2 separate regions of the Mus musculus genome follow, and region 2 is linked to region 1. The links are chromatin loops, found by intact Hi-C in ENCODE. Cell type or tissue: heart. All regions are shown on one strand.

The links. A loop is a pair of places that touch in the nucleus more often than their neighbours do. Peaks named below come from ENCODE experiments on the same cell type or tissue, not always from the same donor. Only the 100,000 strongest peaks of a DNase experiment are listed, where the experiment ranks them.
Region 2: a loop joins it to region 1, with 4 times the contacts of the local background. A loop is called at or near these places in 3 of 42 quality-filtered maps.

Annotation. Positions count from the first base shown.
Region 1 is chr2:132,249,134-132,257,133 of GRCm38, reverse strand. It overlaps Pcna (proliferating cell nuclear antigen), which reads left to right and starts at 3,954. Exons shown (of 6, transcript NM_011045.2): 1 at 3,954-4,318; 2 at 5,134-5,231; 3 at 5,376-5,443; 4 at 5,696-5,890; 5 at 7,237-7,360; 6 at 7,439-7,848. The coding sequence starts at 4,098. The coding sequence ends at 7,518. It also overlaps a transcript of Cds2 not described here. In heart, no CTCF peak of the experiment used is centred here; DNase peaks (open chromatin) are centred at 3,843 and 4,393; H3K4me3 peaks cover 3,862 bases; H3K27ac peaks cover 2,025 bases.
Region 2 is chr2:132,679,908-132,687,907 of GRCm38, reverse strand. It overlaps Shld1 (shieldin complex subunit 1), which reads right to left and starts at 977. Exons shown (of 3, transcript NM_001358260.1): 1 at 927-977. In heart, a CTCF peak has its summit at 3,724 (motif pointing right); a DNase peak (open chromatin) is centred at 957; H3K4me3 peaks cover 1,346 bases; H3K27ac peaks cover 1,281 bases.

The DNA of each region.
Region 1 (8,000 bases):
AGGTAGTTGTGAGCCACCATGTGGTTGCTGGGATTTGAACTCAGGACCTCTGGAAGAGCAGTCAGTGCTCCTATCCGCTGAGCCACCTCTTGAGCCCCACATCAACCTTTGAGTCCTACCACAGGCCACTAAGCACGCCTTTTCTTACCTGCTCATCAGTCTCCTCCTCTCTTTCTGTTTCTGAGGATGGAACCCAGAGACTTGTGTGTGTGAGCTACATCCCAGCCCCAGTGTCCACCATTAATCATTCTGTTCTCTATTACATTACAATGGTCTCTTCCACTCCTAAAACAGCTAGCTTCTCTGGTAAAATGCTACCTCCTTAGACAGTCTTTCTATAACTAGTACATAGCTAGTTTTAAGTTCTTGTTTCAACAGATTCATAGGCACAGCAGGCATCATGCCAATGGAATTTATCTGCTGGTGAGATGGCTAAGCAGTTAAGAGCACTGACTGCTTGCTCTCCCTGTGGTCCTGAGTTCCAATCCTAACAACCACATGGTGGCTCACAACCACCCAAAATGAGATCTGATGCCCTCTTCTGGTGTACAGCTACAGTGTACTTATGTATAATAATAAGTACATCTTTAAAATAATAATAATAATAATAATAATAATAATAATAAAATAAAATATCTCCAGGAGGCTGAGGCATAGCTCAAAGGCGGGTTTCTGTTTAGCTTTTCTGAAGTCCTGACATCAGTTCCCAGCATTAAGAAAAAGTCTCTAAAATAATTACATTTCTAGGCATTAAAGAAAATATTATATAAGCCCCCAGCACCGAGACAGAGCAACAGAAGAAACATAGTGTTGTTAGTGTTGTTAGCAAAGCAAGACCACAAGTCAGAAAGAACACATTCTATGGTTTGCAAAGGAAATGAGATTTTAAGAAACTCAAGAAAAGAAAATTCTCACAAATATATGTAGCTGTATGATGGGTTTTTATTTTTGTTTGTGCTGTGTTGTTGGACACACAGTAACACTAAGCTGCAAGACCAGTCCTACATTATCTCTTGCTGTGTGAAGGAATAATTCAGGCTGTCAAGACAGCTTAGCAGGTAAAGGGACTTAACTTACCACTAAGCCTGGCAACCTGAGTTCTATCCTGGGATCCAGGGTGAAAGAACGGAGCTGACTCTTACGTGTTTTCCTCTGACCTCCACACATGCGCTAAGGCATGCATGCACCACATATAAATAAATGTTAATAAAACAATAATTTATTACATGTAAAACAAGAAATGCCAGCATTAAAATTCACAAGTGGATGAAACTCCAGATGCAACAGAATAGTACTCTTTTTAAAAAATATTTTTAGACTTTTATCCCTAGACTTGCACTCTTGAGCATTGACATCCTTAACAAAGCAGAGTGTAATACATTAAAAACAGCAGCAGCAGCAGCTCAGTGGGAAACTGATAGCACTACTATAAACAGACAGTGTGAACACCTCTCTGTCGTGTCTTCTGTGAGGATGGAGATCATGTGTTGTACAGGTCAGGCAAGCACTCTATCACTATGTAACCCTAGCTCCCATGTTTTTCTTTCTTTTTTTTTTTTTGGTTTTTTTTTTTTTTTTTTTTTTGGTTTTTTGTTTCAGAGTTTCTCTGTGTAGTCTTGGCTGTCCTGGAACTCACTCTGTAGACCAGGCTGGCCTCGAACTCAGAAATTCACCTGCCTCTGCCTCCCAAGTGCTGGGATTAAAGGCGTGAGCCACCACGCCCGGCTCCCATGTTTTTCTTAAAAGATACCCACAAGGGTAATATATGATTAAGGGGTGGGGGCTGAAAGTATAGTAGTGGGGTTTTCTGGGTTTTGTTTTTAATTTTAAAAAAATTGTATTCAATATTTTAAAGATTTATTTATTTATGCATTTATACAAATACAGGTCCTTTCCTGCATGTACACCAGAGGATGGCATCACACAGCTGTGAGCTGCCATGCAGGTTCTGGGAATTGAACTCGGGACCTTTGGAAGAACAGCAAGTACTCTTAACCACTGAGCCATGTCTCCAGCCCATAACTGTTTTTATTTGTAACTATTATAGTATCAAAATTGTATGTGATATAGCACTGTGTGGTAGTTTGACAGTTTTCCTCGTTTGTGCTGCATAAAATAATGATGCACCTTATAAGCTGACATAAATGCTGGGCTGGATGCATACACACCAATTTTAAAAAGTCAAATTTGCCAGCCTGGTCTACCAAGCAAACTCCAGTACAGCCAGGGAACATGAGAGACCCTTATCTCAAACAAAACAAAACAAAACAAAACAACTGAATAGATCTAAAGTTCTGTAAAATCCACACGCCGGGCAGTGAACAGTGTAGGGAAACCGAACACTTGCCATCAGAGTGGTCGAGAGTATTCTAGACCTGATGGAATCAATGAATCTTCAATACTGTGAGAGTGATTAATACATTTGTGTCTCAGCATACCTAGATATATGGTGAAAAGAATAAAAGAAAAAAAAAGCTGAGAAATCCTACAAACCAAGATATTAAATGAAACTAAAGAGTTAAGCTTGATGCCAGACTGTGGCATCAAATTGTGAGTTCAAGGCCAGCATGGATAACAGAGTGAGTTTGATGCAAGCCTCAAAAAATTATGGAGACTCTTAACAGGCTGAGGCTATAGCTCAATAAGTTATACAGTTTTCTGGCTAAATCCCCAAGCCAGGAAAAGAAAAATCAAACAAGACAAACTAAAGGGAAATGCAGTGAATAAGGAAAGAATAAATGAACATGAAATGGAATTAATATGCTCCTATGTAAACTTTTTCCCCTTTGGTCAGTCTTGGTAGATAGTCCAAGGTGAGTTTAAATCTAGGCCCTCCGACCTCAGCCTTCCCATGTGCTGGAATTATAATCACTAATCACTCTCACCAGCTAAAACGGTCCTTTTAACTTTCTGAAATTGTATATACCTTATTAGTGAAAAGCAAACAAACAAAAAACCCTTACACACATAAATAAAACATCACACACCAAAAGCTTTCTTCACAACTCAACCAACTTCTATACAGTTAGAAGAGGCATTCCAAATGGAAACTATCAAGTTTCACATTAAAGTATTACACTTTCATTATCAAATATATTTTACCTACCACCAAAACCAAAAGAAAAAAACATGAGAAATTGAAAAACTCTATATCCTTTTGTAAATGATGTTAATCTACCTGCAGTCAGTTCTTCCCCATCCTCATAATCAATAGGAAAAACAAAAAAACAAAAAAACTTTAGTAGAACAAAATGCTGCAGCCCAGGGACATATGAAAGACGCTCCACCTGCAACAGCTAACATTTTCAGGATGGGGCTCAGGCTCGGGTTCATCTTCAGCCTAAAATTAAGATGAAAATACTAGTAATATCTACCTTTAGAAAAATGTAGAGAACCAGACATAAAAGGAAAATAATTACGTGATACATATGGACTTGGTATCTTCTTTGGAGAAGCGTTCACGTTAAGAGGTATTTTTTTAGTCTTTAGAGAGAAAAGTTCAGAGCGACGCACACAGAAAAGTGATATGAAATGGGGGGGGGGGTAGGGGTGTTAAAATATGGTGGCCTCTTTATTACTCGATATTTTGCAGCGTATTTCTTACGTTAGGGAAAACGCTCCGTAGTGTTTAAAATACTCTCCAGCTTCAAGGCAGGCCGCCGCGCACAGCTCGATTTGCCTGTGACTTCCACTTCCGTGGCGCGGAAACTTCCTAAGGATGGAAACTGCAGCCTAAACTCCCACAAACTTGGGCGGTGACGACAGCCTACGCGAACCCCGTGATGCCCCTCGCCTCCCAGGCTCCTACCCCGCAGCCCCGCCTTTGCATACGCGGTGGGGCGGGCCTTGCTCAAACCACGGGTACGATTGGTCCTTGAGGAGAGGTGGGTGGATCAGCGCTGTGGCGTCATGACCTCGCGCAGGGAAAAGGCGCGCGCCTAGGAAGCCGCGGCATTAGACGGTTGCGGGCGCAGAGGGTTGGTAGTTGTCGCTGTAGGCCTTCGCTGCCGCTTCTGCATCGTGAATCGGGGGACCTTGGCAGCCAGACCTCGTTCCTCTTAGAGTAGCTCTCATCTAGTCGCCACAACTCCGCCACCATGTTTGAGGCACGCCTGATCCAGGGCTCCATCCTGAAGAAGGTGCTGGAGGCTCTCAAAGACCTCATCAATGAGGCCTGCTGGGACGTCAGCTCGGGCGGCGTGAACCTGCAGAGCATGGACTCGTCTCACGTCTCCTTGGTACAGCTTACTCTGCGCTCCGAAGGCTTCGACACATACCGCTGCGACCGCAACCTAGCCATGGGCGTGAACCTCACCAGGTGAGCGGGTGGCGGGAGCGGGGCCCCACTCTTCCCGCTTCCGCTCTTGGCGGGGCTGTGACTCTGCACGCTCATTGGCTGGCTTGGCCATCCGCGCTTTCTGATTGGTCTATGGTGTCGGGGGCAGCCCTCACCAAAGCGCGCGGTTCCGAAAAGCCCGCGCTGGCAGTGGCGCCCACTCTGTTTCCGCGCCAAAGCCACAAAGCGGGAGTCCGCGGGAAAATGAGTGCTCCGGAGCTGTGCTCATTAAATGCCTGCAGCTTTGAGTGGCTGGTCTTAGCGCCTAATAAACGAGTCTTAGTGCAAATGTAATGTCGACTTAGAGTGACAATAGACCTTTTCTTGACTTCCAGAGTCTCACTGCGCATCATGGATTTGAGGGGAAATCTGTCAGTTTTAGCTTTTAACTTTGCTACAGCTACCTAGGTTAGTGCCTCCTGTATACGTGTTCAAGGACAGTGTGTGACTTATTTTAGTACAGATACATGGATTAGTGCCACTTGTATACATTTTGAAAGATTTACGAAAAGGCCAGACGTGATGGGGCACATTCTCCAGTACACTAGAAACCAAGGACACCCCGCTCAAAAAGATGCTTTCTCGAATGTTGGCTTTTAGTGCATTTTACTAAGTCGGTTTTAAGAATCACATATACCCGGTAATTTGCTTCACCCCTGAGAGAGTTTGGGGTACCCTTAGCCCCTTTAACAGTTCTCCAACCGTGAGTGTGAAATGGTACAACTTGTAATTGCTTTTTAAAATATAGATGTGGATTACATGTTGATAAAGCCTGTCTTTTTTTTTTTCCCCCCTAGCATGTCCAAAATTCTAAAATGTGCTGGTAATGAAGACATCATTACATTAAGGGCTGAAGATAATGCAGACACCTTAGCACTAGTATTCGAAGCACCAAGTAAGTTAAACACCTTTAAAACTCGGTAGTTACGTGTTGTTTCTGTTTCTCAAAACCAAAAAAAAATATTAACAATATTGTAAAATTTCCATCATAGATAGGACCGTGTGGTGTGCTTTGGTAACATTTTCCTTCTTTTGGTAGATCAAGAGAAAGTTTCAGACTATGAAATGAAGTTAATGGACTTAGATGTGGAGCAACTTGGAATCCCAGTGAGTTACCTTGTTTCTGATTGTGTGTTACCCTGCTGTGATACCAGCTGATGCGTGTTCTGAGTGGAGTGGTGGTATTGGGGATGAATGGCACACTGCCATTTCACTAAACCACAGCAGTCTAAAGTTGATTGAGTTTTAAAGAAACCAGAAGTCTTGCATTCTGAGTTCTGGTTAAGATGCTAAATCTTGAGAACATGAAGCTGAGCCTTCCCCCTTTTCTAGACTGACCTTTAACTTGTGGGTTTACAGGAACAGGAGTACAGCTGTGTAATAAAGATGCCGTCGGGTGAATTTGCACGTATATGCCGAGACCTTAGCCACATTGGAGATGCTGTTGTGATATCCTGTGCAAAGAATGGGGTGAAGTTTTCTGCAAGTGGAGAGCTTGGCAATGGGAACATTAAGTTGTCACAAACAAGTAATGTGGATAAAGAAGAGGAGGCGGTGAGTAGTAAGGGGGCGTCCAGTTAGGTGTCTGAAGCAGGGATGGAGCCTCGGCTTTTGTTTTTATTTATTCATTCATTTTGAGATGGAGTCTTGAGTAGACCAAGCTATCTTAGAGCTCAGAGACGACTCCATAAGCTTTTACAGGTAGCATTTGGAAAGCTAAGTGTACAGCCTTTTGCTTCCTGGAAATACTCTTGGCAAATAAGTGAGGGTTGGCAAGTGAGCAAAAGAAAATGGTTGGGGGTGTATGTAGCTTTATGTGTTGCAGGTTCAAGAGTATTTGCAGTCCCAAGGGAAATAAGAAAGACTTCACAAAATGTGGAAAGAGTTGTATTAAATGCTCTTGACAGTTACATCCATAGAGAAAGCTGGGCATGATGTCTCAAACCCACAACTGTAGTACTCAAAGCTACAGCAGGAAGATTCTCAGCTTAAAGTCAACCTGGCAGAAAATCTAGCTCAAAAAGAATGAGGAAGAAATTGGGAAGGCAAAGGAAGATGTTCTCCGAGTCCTCCTCATTCAAGTAGAACATACTAGGCCTCTTTAATTTCTAAGTATCCCTGAATCGAGGCTTTTTCTCAGGAATCCAATGTATATTTCATGGCTACACTTTTTTTTTTCTTTTTTAAGTTTTGCTAGCTAGCCTGAGCATCAGAATTACACACAGAAGTCTGAACTAAATAGGATTTTTAGGGTTTAGTATAGTGAAATTCAGAGTGCTTACTGCAAGTATTTAAGGTAAATATAAGGTGTTACTTGGCCTCTGCATGAATTTAAAGTAAATGAAAGTGTAAGAATTCGAACATAGATAAACACACAACCCAAGAACTAGTTCTTAACCTTAATCTGCTGAATTATTTCTACTTCCATATCAACTTCAGCTCCTCAGTTCTCAAATACTGACATGTAATTCATCAGTATTTGTCTGATGTGCAAGCATTTCCACAACAAAAGAAATTAAGGAATTTTTCAGTATCCACATGTTCAAGGATTGGGAATTGAATAAAATTGATAATCATACAATGAAGACTGGTTTACTGTCCCTTAGCTTGCATTCAGCTGTTGGTTCTTGTTTTTGGAAGTGGTTATGTGTTATCTTCCTCTCTTCATGCATTCTTTGCAAGAGAAGTATGTACAATCTGAATAGGAACAACTTTCTCCTTTGTTTTGATTGCTTGGGGTGTGGCTCTACAGGATGGGCAAGCTAGACTTTTTTCTTCTTTAGTCAAGGTTTTCATCAACCCTTCCAAAATGATAACTATTTGTTTTGCTTTGTGGTATAATACCGTGATCTAATAGTGTGAGTTTCTGATGTCTACAGTGAGCCTGTTTTCTCCTCTAGGTAACCATAGAGATGAATGAGCCTGTTCACCTAACGTTTGCTCTGAGGTACCTGAACTTTTTCACAAAAGCCACTCCACTGTCTCCTACAGTAACACTCAGTATGTCTGCAGATGTGCCCCTTGGTAAGATGATAAGTTTGAACATTGTTTTGTAATGTGGTATTTATAGTATTCGGTGGTTTAATTTTTCCTGTCTTTCAGTTGTAGAGTATAAAATTGCTGACATGGGACACTTAAAGTATTATTTGGCTCCCAAGATTGAAGATGAGGAAGCATCTTAGGCATTGCTAGAAATTGAGAAAACTAAACCTTTGAAGATTGCTCCTGAGATGCCAGCGTGTCCTGAGGTCTTTTCTGTCACCAAGTTTGTACCTGAGTATTCTTAAATATTAAAATAAAATATGTAGATATCTTCTGTAAATAACCTACTTTCTTTTCTCTCCATTCTCCATAATTTGCTTAAAGAATAAGCTCCAAAGTAAAAACTAGTTTTGTTAACATGAATGTTTCTGCTTTACAAATACTGGTGATTTTCATCAATGATCTTGACGCTAAATGCAGTTTTAAGAAATATTGTTCAATTTAAATAAAGTTAACAATTTGAAAAGTCATAGAGCAGTGCCGCCTTTGTACCATGGCTACTGAATAGTTATACCCTGTTAGGTAAATGGGCTTTTGTTCTCTCTTCCATCGTGGAGATAGCAATAAAAAAATGTTTCTCTTGAGTTTATGTAATTACGTTGTGCAAAGTTTTCTGGTAGCC
Region 2 (8,000 bases), 430 kb before region 1:
GAAGACAAGAATATTGACACAAAGACATAGAAGTGAAAGAGAAAGGTAAGTCCCAAAGTAGAATCACACTGATGGGCAATTGATGGAGAAATTCAGAAAACAGACAGGAAGGTCCTTTTCAACATAAAAATAAGAATATGCAATACGATTCCATAAAGATAGGCATTGTTAAGTCATCCATGGAATGCAATTCTCTCAAGTCCCCAAAACAAGCTTTGCAAATCCCTGCCCCAAGAATCTAGCCACATACTTTTTTGATTCCGTTTATATACAATGCAAATTAAACAACCCTAGAGACAGACAGCACTCTGGTCATAGCCCAGGACTGGGGTAGGGGCAAGTGGTGGGCGGAGCGAAGCTCTCTGGTTCTGGACTGTGTTCCTCAATAAATAGTTTTCCTTGGCGTGATGAGAACAGTCCAGGGTTATCACAAGTGCACAATTAGGCTAACGTACAAAACAGACTGTAGTTTACACTTTTGATTTTTATGGAAACATCAAGTTACTAATACTGCTGTTTAAAATTATAATAGACCCCTGGTAGCCCACGCCTTTAATGCCAGCATAGGAAGGAGGATCTATTTGTAAGTTCGAGGCCAGCCTGATCGACATAGTGAATTCCAGGACAACCATAGCTATGTAGAGAGACTATATATATATGCAAACCAAAACCATAAAAGCCTTAACAAAACCAAAATAAATAATTGACTGGAACTAATCCTGATCTCTACTAATTCCAGAGCGAGGTAAAAAGAGCGCAGTGGGCGGAGCTTGGAGCGGAGGGGCGGGGCGGGGCAGGTGCCAGGGAAACCGGCGGAATAAACCATCCGCTCCTCCCCCTCCCTCCTCGCTTCCCCGCTCCCTTCCCACCGCCCTCCAGAACGGCAGAAAAACCGGCAGAGGTTCTCAGAGCCCCGTGTCACTCACCGGCTGACCGCAAGAGCCCGGAACCGGAAGCGCTGGCTCCATCTTTGTTATGGGAAAAGCAGAGTTTAAAAGGAAGTTGTTGAACCCGTCTTTGCTGAGGCGAGAAAAGGTCAAGGCAAGTCAGCTGCGGCCATCTTAACTGAGGGCATTTGCCTGAACTCCTGCAGCAGGACGGTCATCTGGGATATTTAGTTGCTCTAAGTGTCCTTGTCCGACTCCAAAGAAACTGGGAAACTGTTAACATGCAAAGTCTCTTAAAAAGGACATAAGACGAAAACTGGCCTTGGAAGTACAGTCTGAACCCGAGGCCTTGGGAGGACGTTGTGAGGCAAGACGATCAGGAGCTTTAGGCTAGCAAAATTCTCTCAGACAGCATTAAGAATAATTTAATATTGTTACATGGATTCTATTCGGGCTAAAATTTCAGGACCACACAAAAGAACAAAAGGGTTGACTGTTGAAAGACAAAATTCGAGGGGCTGGGGATATGGCGTAGCATGTGAATCGGTGTCTGGAATTTGGTCCCAAATTCCACCCCTCTCAAGAAAGCACACAACCAGAACAAACTCAGCCTAGAGCTAGTGGAGAGTTCTAGAGCAGCATGGATCTGCTTATGGGGAGACGTCCCATATTTTCTTATGGGAGAAATGGAAAGAGAATGAAAAGCCCAAGTTCTAGGGTACTATCCTTATAGGTTTAAACAAAGGAGATTGTGTTGAGCAGAACTATGGAGAAAGCAAGCTTGTTTCAAGTTCATTTAAGTGGCACTTAGCACAAAAGATTCCATTCCAGTTTGGTTCTGTCCACTGGGCCTACTACTGTAAAAAGCTAGTCTAAAACAATTCTGTTTAATTGGACGGTTTTCTCCCCCACCATAGTCTTGAGGGGTCCAGTATATTTACAGCCCCTCCAGATCCCTACCTTTGGGTGAGACCCCACACATTAGGAGTCCTGCAAGTTAGAGGAATGTTTTCAAATTACTGCTTTAGGGGCTAGAGAGATGGTTTAGCAGTAAGGAACATGGGCTGCTCTTCCAGAGGACCTGGGTTCAGTTTCCAGTGTTTACATGACAGCTGACATCCTTTTCTAAACCCAGTTCCAGAGAACCCATTGTCCTTTTCTAACCTCCAAAGGCACCAGGCATACACACAGAAAATATTTTAAAATATTTAAGCGTTGTGCTTGAGCCAGTTGTGGTGATAAATGTCTTTAGAATCCACTGCTCAAGTGGCTGAAATAGGCTGTTCTCTGTGAACTCAAGGCCATCCTAGTCTAGTTATCTATTCCAGGCCAGCCATAGATAGATAGTAAAACGCTGTCTCAAATAAATAAATAAATAAATAAATAAATAAATAAATAAATAAATAAATAAATAGTTATCTATTCCAGGCCAGCCATAGATAGATAGTAAAACGCTGTCTCAAATAAATAAATAAATAAATAAATAAATAAATAAAATAAAAGCAAATAGTGCTTGAGGTTTGGCCATTCAATACTATATACTGTGAAAGTGTGTGCACATGTCTTAGTTAGGGTTTCCATTGCTGTGAAGAGACAAGTCAACTCTCATATGTGACAACATTTAATTGGGGCTGGCTTACAATGTCAGAGGTTCAGTCATGGTCATGTGCAAGCAGTCTTGGTGCTAGAGAAGGAGCTGAGAGTTCTACATCTTGATCTAAAGGCTGCCAGAAGACTAGCTTCCAGGCAGCTAGGAGGAGGGTCTAAAAGCCCACCCCAACAGTGACACACCCTCTCCATCAAGGCCACACCTAACAGTGCCATTCCCTGGGCTAAGCAAGTTCAAATTACCATGTCAGACAAAGACCTCATCTCTCCCCAGCTCCACCTCCTCCACACTGGTTTCATTGCTTGTTCTTTCTTGCCCTGAGTTTTCCTTCCTCACAGCTTCATTCCTTAGGAACAGTTTTTTCTACTTTCTGGTCCTTATAATATTCAGATATCAGCTTTAGAGAGTTCTCCCTGCCAGAACCTCCCCTGACTTGTCAAATAGGCGTTGACTGTTCCTTCCAAGAGACCTCGCTTTCCACTTATCTCTTTAAATCCTTTTGCTCTTCCTTCTTTTCCCACTATGCAGTAGCTCTCTGAAGGGCAAGGACAAGTATGTTTTGCATACTTCCATCCAGATCCCAGTTCAGTGAGCCAGGTTGGTGTGCTGCTGTGGTCAGGAATGGGTGAGGCCCTCCCCCTCTCGCCCCCTCCCTGCTCTCAGTATCTCTCGTTCCCCACCCACACCTGACTCAACAATGACACCCAAACTTGGCTTTACCACCTGTTATCAGTGAAGCAGAGACTTTGCCATTTGCCTGTTATCTCATTCATTTGGTAAACAGTGTGTGGGTCTGCTTTACCGCTCCTGTGTTTTGGTGTCAGTTTTTTCCATGATGAAGGTTGTTTTTCCTATGGAGCTTCCTGGAGCAAACGTCTGAGACCGTAATAACTTTGTCTGGCCTGTAGCCTGCTCCTAACCATCCTCTTTCATCATGTTCTGGGCTGAAGCAGCCATCGAAGCAGAAGCTGTTTGTTTGTTTATTTGTTTGTTTGTTTGAGGCAGGGTTTCTCTGTGTAGCCTTGGCTGTCCTGGAACTCACTCTGTAGACCAGGCTAGCCTCGAACTTAGAAATCCACCTGCCTCTGCCTCTCAAGTACTGAGATTAAAGGCATTCGTCTGGCTTTTTTTTTTTTTTTTTTGATTTATTTATTTCATGTATACTGTCACTGTTTTCAGACACACCAGAAGGTGGCATCAGATGCCCACTACCTACAGGTGGTTGTGAGTCACCATGTGGTTGCTAGGAATTGAACTCAGGACCTCTGGAAGAGCAGTCAGTGCTCTTAACTGCTGAGCCAGCAGAATCTTTTTTTTTTTTTAAGATTTATTTATTATATGTAAATACACTGTAGCTGTCTTCAGACACACCAGAAGAGGGCATCTGGATCCCATTACAGATGTTTGTGAGCCACCATGTGGTTGCTGGGATTTGAACTCAGGACCTCTGGAAGAGCAGTCAGTGCACTTAACCGCTGAGCCATCTCTCCAGCCCCCAAAGCAGAATCTTAAGTTGGGTACAGTGCATGGCCCAACACTCAAAAGGCTAAAGTGGGAGAGTGGCTTGAGTCTGGCCTGGAGCGTCTCATCTCCAAACAGAAAAGGGAAAACAAGTTTTAATCAGCAAAACACAGCACGTTAATTAAGTGTGGTGGTGTGTGCCTATAACCCCACATTTAGAAGACTGAAGCAGGAGCATTGTGAGTTGCAGGACAGCCTGGGCCACATCATGAGAGTTGTGTAGTTGTAAGACAAGACACCATGTGGGTGCTGGGAATCAAATTTAGGTCCTCAGCAAGAGCAGCCAGTGCTCTAAACAACTCAACCGCCTCTCTAGCCCTGATTCTCTGTTCTTTTACCATTGATTATATAAAGACTACGTAAGCTGATTTATATCACAATTTTGTATTTGTATGATTTACAATTTTCTTTTTCTTTTTTTAAAAAGATTTTATTTATTTTATATATATATGATGAGTACACTGTAGACACACCAGAAGAGGACGTCAGATCCCATTACAGATGGTTGTGAGCCACCATGTGGTTGCTGGGAATTGAACTCAGGACCTCTGGCAGAGCAGTCAGTGCTCTTAACCAACCACCTCTCCAGCCCTTACAATTTTATTTTTAGCCATTTTTAATTTATTATGTGTATGTGAGTAAGGGTTTGAGTGTAGTGCCCGAGGAGGTCAGAAGCCAGCCTCAGGTGCTCTGGAAGTGGAGTGACAGGTGGTTCTGAGCTGCCTGATGCAGGAGCTGGGAAGTGGACTGAGGTCCTCCAACAAAGCAATACATGGTCTCGACCACTGAATCATCTCTCCAGCTTCTATATTTGTAGTTTATGAATACATTTCTGCTGTCAGGTAAGCCATCGACTTCAGCCAAATGTCTTTCAGCAGGGGGGAGAAGAATCATTTAGTTGAAAGACTAAAATAACTATTTTCAAAACAGGTTGAAGTCCTTTGAAATCATTTTATCTCTGTGTCATGTTGAACTTGAACCTACCCACTACTGTCAGTTGGGAAATTATCCTGATGAAAGGGGAAAGAAAACATCACAAAAGTCCAAGGGTTAAGTAATAATGAATCTGAAAACACATTATTGCTGTTTCAACGATACTGTAAAGGTACAATTAGATAATTAGTTGGCACTTAAACTTCTATCGAAGAGACCATGACGTTCCCAACTAGACACGCAGATCTACAAATGCAGTTCGAGTTTTATTTCCCAGTGACTTCTCGGTACCTAGCATCTAAGTCACCCAGGCGGCAGCACTTCAGTATTTACAGGGAACAGAAGGTTGGACAGTGTGTATATACTTAAAAACATTGTGGTATTCATATAATTTTATTTGTCAGTTGAAAGTACACATAGTATGGGAATACTTCTCAGTTGAAACATAATGTGTTCTTTGAAGACAGGGTCTCTCTGTAGTGCAGAGTAGTTACAGGGTGGAACTCACTGTGTATCTAGGCTGACCTCAAACTCACAGCCAACCTTTGGTCTCAAGTTCCCAAGTGCTGTGCTTTCAAGAATGTCACCACCTCTGATTCTTCTCTTCTTCTTCTTCTTCTTCTTCTTCTTCTTCTTCTTCTTCTTCTTCTTCTTCTTCTTCTTCTTCTTCTTCTTCTTCTTCTTCTTCTTCTTCTTCCTCCTCCTCCTCCTCCTCCTCCTCCTCCTCCTCCTCTTCCTCTTCCTCTTCTCCTTCTTTTTCTGATAACCACGTGCTTCATAAATAAAGACTTCTTTTTCTTCTGGTGATGCTGGGGCCCTTGAACATGCTAGGTAGGCTCTATACTACTGAGCTACATCTCCAGCCCTTAAAAGTGTTGGGGCCGGACAGAGTGTATACATTTATGCACACATACACACGTGTATGATTTTTGTATTGAGAAGGGGTCAGGACGTGTGTAGGACTACTTGTCCCGGAATTCACTGTGTAAGAACAAGCTGTCTTGTAACTTACAGAGATCCATCTGCCTCTGTATCCTGAGAGTTGGGATTAAAGTGTTGTACCACCAAGCCTGGATCACATGTACAAGTTTAATGTTGGTTCTGAATATAAGAGAAAAATATGTGAATCTGGGAATAGTGGCATATATCTTTAATCCCAGCCAGGGATATTTGTCTTTCTGAATCTTACTGCTTGGTTTAATATGACTTCCAGTTGTGTCTATTTTCTGTAGTATCAGGATTTCATTTCTTTCTCTGCCCTTGCCCCAAAGGTGTGTGTGTATATATATATATATATCTCCCTGGCTGTCTTAGACCTCACTACGTTGACTAGCCCAGGCTGCCCTCAAACTCATAGAGATCTGCCTGCCTCTGTAACCTGAGTGCTGAGATTAAAGCTATGTACCACCACACTCAGCTCACTTTTTGCATCTCTACATCATTTTATTTTGTGTACATGCAACATTTGCCTTATCTCTTCTTCTGCTGGTGGATATCTAGACTGCCCCTCTAAAGCAGACTCTTTCAGAGTAGCTCAGCCTGTTCAGGAAGTTACTGCATAGCCTAGGCTTCTTTGAAACTTTGGATTCTGCTACCTCATCCTCCCAAGTACGGGGATCAAAGGCTCTTGGCACCTGTAACAAAAGCCTTTCAGGAATGTACTCAAGATAGACCTCCCTGTGTAGACTAAACTAGTACACAGGGAACCAGAGAGACCTTGCCAAGAACATCTGACTCCAGCTGCTTTTATCAGTAAGGTTTCAGCCCTAACTGATTTTGCTGTCATTACCTTTAACAATAATCTCAGAGACAAGAAAACACAGCACTCCATGATGGTCAATGCCCAGGCTCATCTACTCCAAAATGACTGGCAATAAATGATTGACTCCCATCTGCCCTCCTCTTGCACCTCCTCCTTCTCTCTCTCCTTCTCCTTTCCCCTGTCCTCCTCTCTCCTTCCCTCTGTCCTTTCTCCTCCTGTGCCATCCTCTCTCTCCACTCCTATAGACTCCCTGCTGGTGCCATGAGGGTATCTGTGCAGGGTGCACCATGGCCTCATTGTGCCCTTCTTATCCTTAGCTAAGGGTAGCATGTCTGGGAACCCCAAGGAAGATGGAGTAATGAGTTAAAAAAATGTATTATGTGTTCAGTGTTCTCTTGAGTTGTGCCCCTTGTTTGTTTTCTAATCCTGGTGCCCGAGAGCTCCTTGAGATCACTGTATAAAACCCAGCAGGTAAGGAAGGGGATGAAATTTGATGACGTAGGCCTTGAAATTTCAGCCCTCCTAAACAGCTGGGATTCTAGGCCAATGCCAGCAGGCTCCATTCTCAATTGTTTTCCTTAATTAAAACTTCCTTGTAATTTATCTTTGAGTTGGGCATGGTGATTTGTGCTTATAATTTCAGTATTTGGGAGGTGGGGCCGGGACAAAGAGTTAAGTGCAACCACCAGCTACACAATGAGTGAGTTTGAGGCTAGCCTGGGCTACATAAGACCCTGACTCAAAAAAGTAAATATAAAAGCTCGGGATAGTAACTGAATCACCTTTGTGTGCCTGAAACAAAACAGATCATCGGCTTAAAGGGAGAAAGTTTTATTTTGGCTGTGGATTTCAGAGGCTCCAATTTACAGCTGTTTGGCTCTGTGGCTTCTGGGCCACCTGGTCCTGACACAGCTAAAGAGGTCTGTTCACTTAGTGGGAGAGAAGGGACAGGGCTAGCTTCCCTCAAAAGCAAATCCACAGTGACTGAGCTTCCTTCTTCTAGGCTCCACCATCTCCTAAAAGTGACCAAGTCTTTAGCATACAAGTCTTCAGTGACATTCAAGAGCTAAACTACACGTGAGATATAGTAGTATACCCTGCCAGCAATCCCAACACTCATGAGAGTGAGGTAGGAGAGTGAGGCCAGCCTGGGCTACACAGCAAGACTCTGTCCCAGGAATAAAATAAGCAGTCAAGCCAAACAAGAGATCTCAACTACAGCATTTTGATTTTTCGAAGGGTAATAACATTCCTTGAGGTTTATATATTTTATCTGCTTAACTTGAGC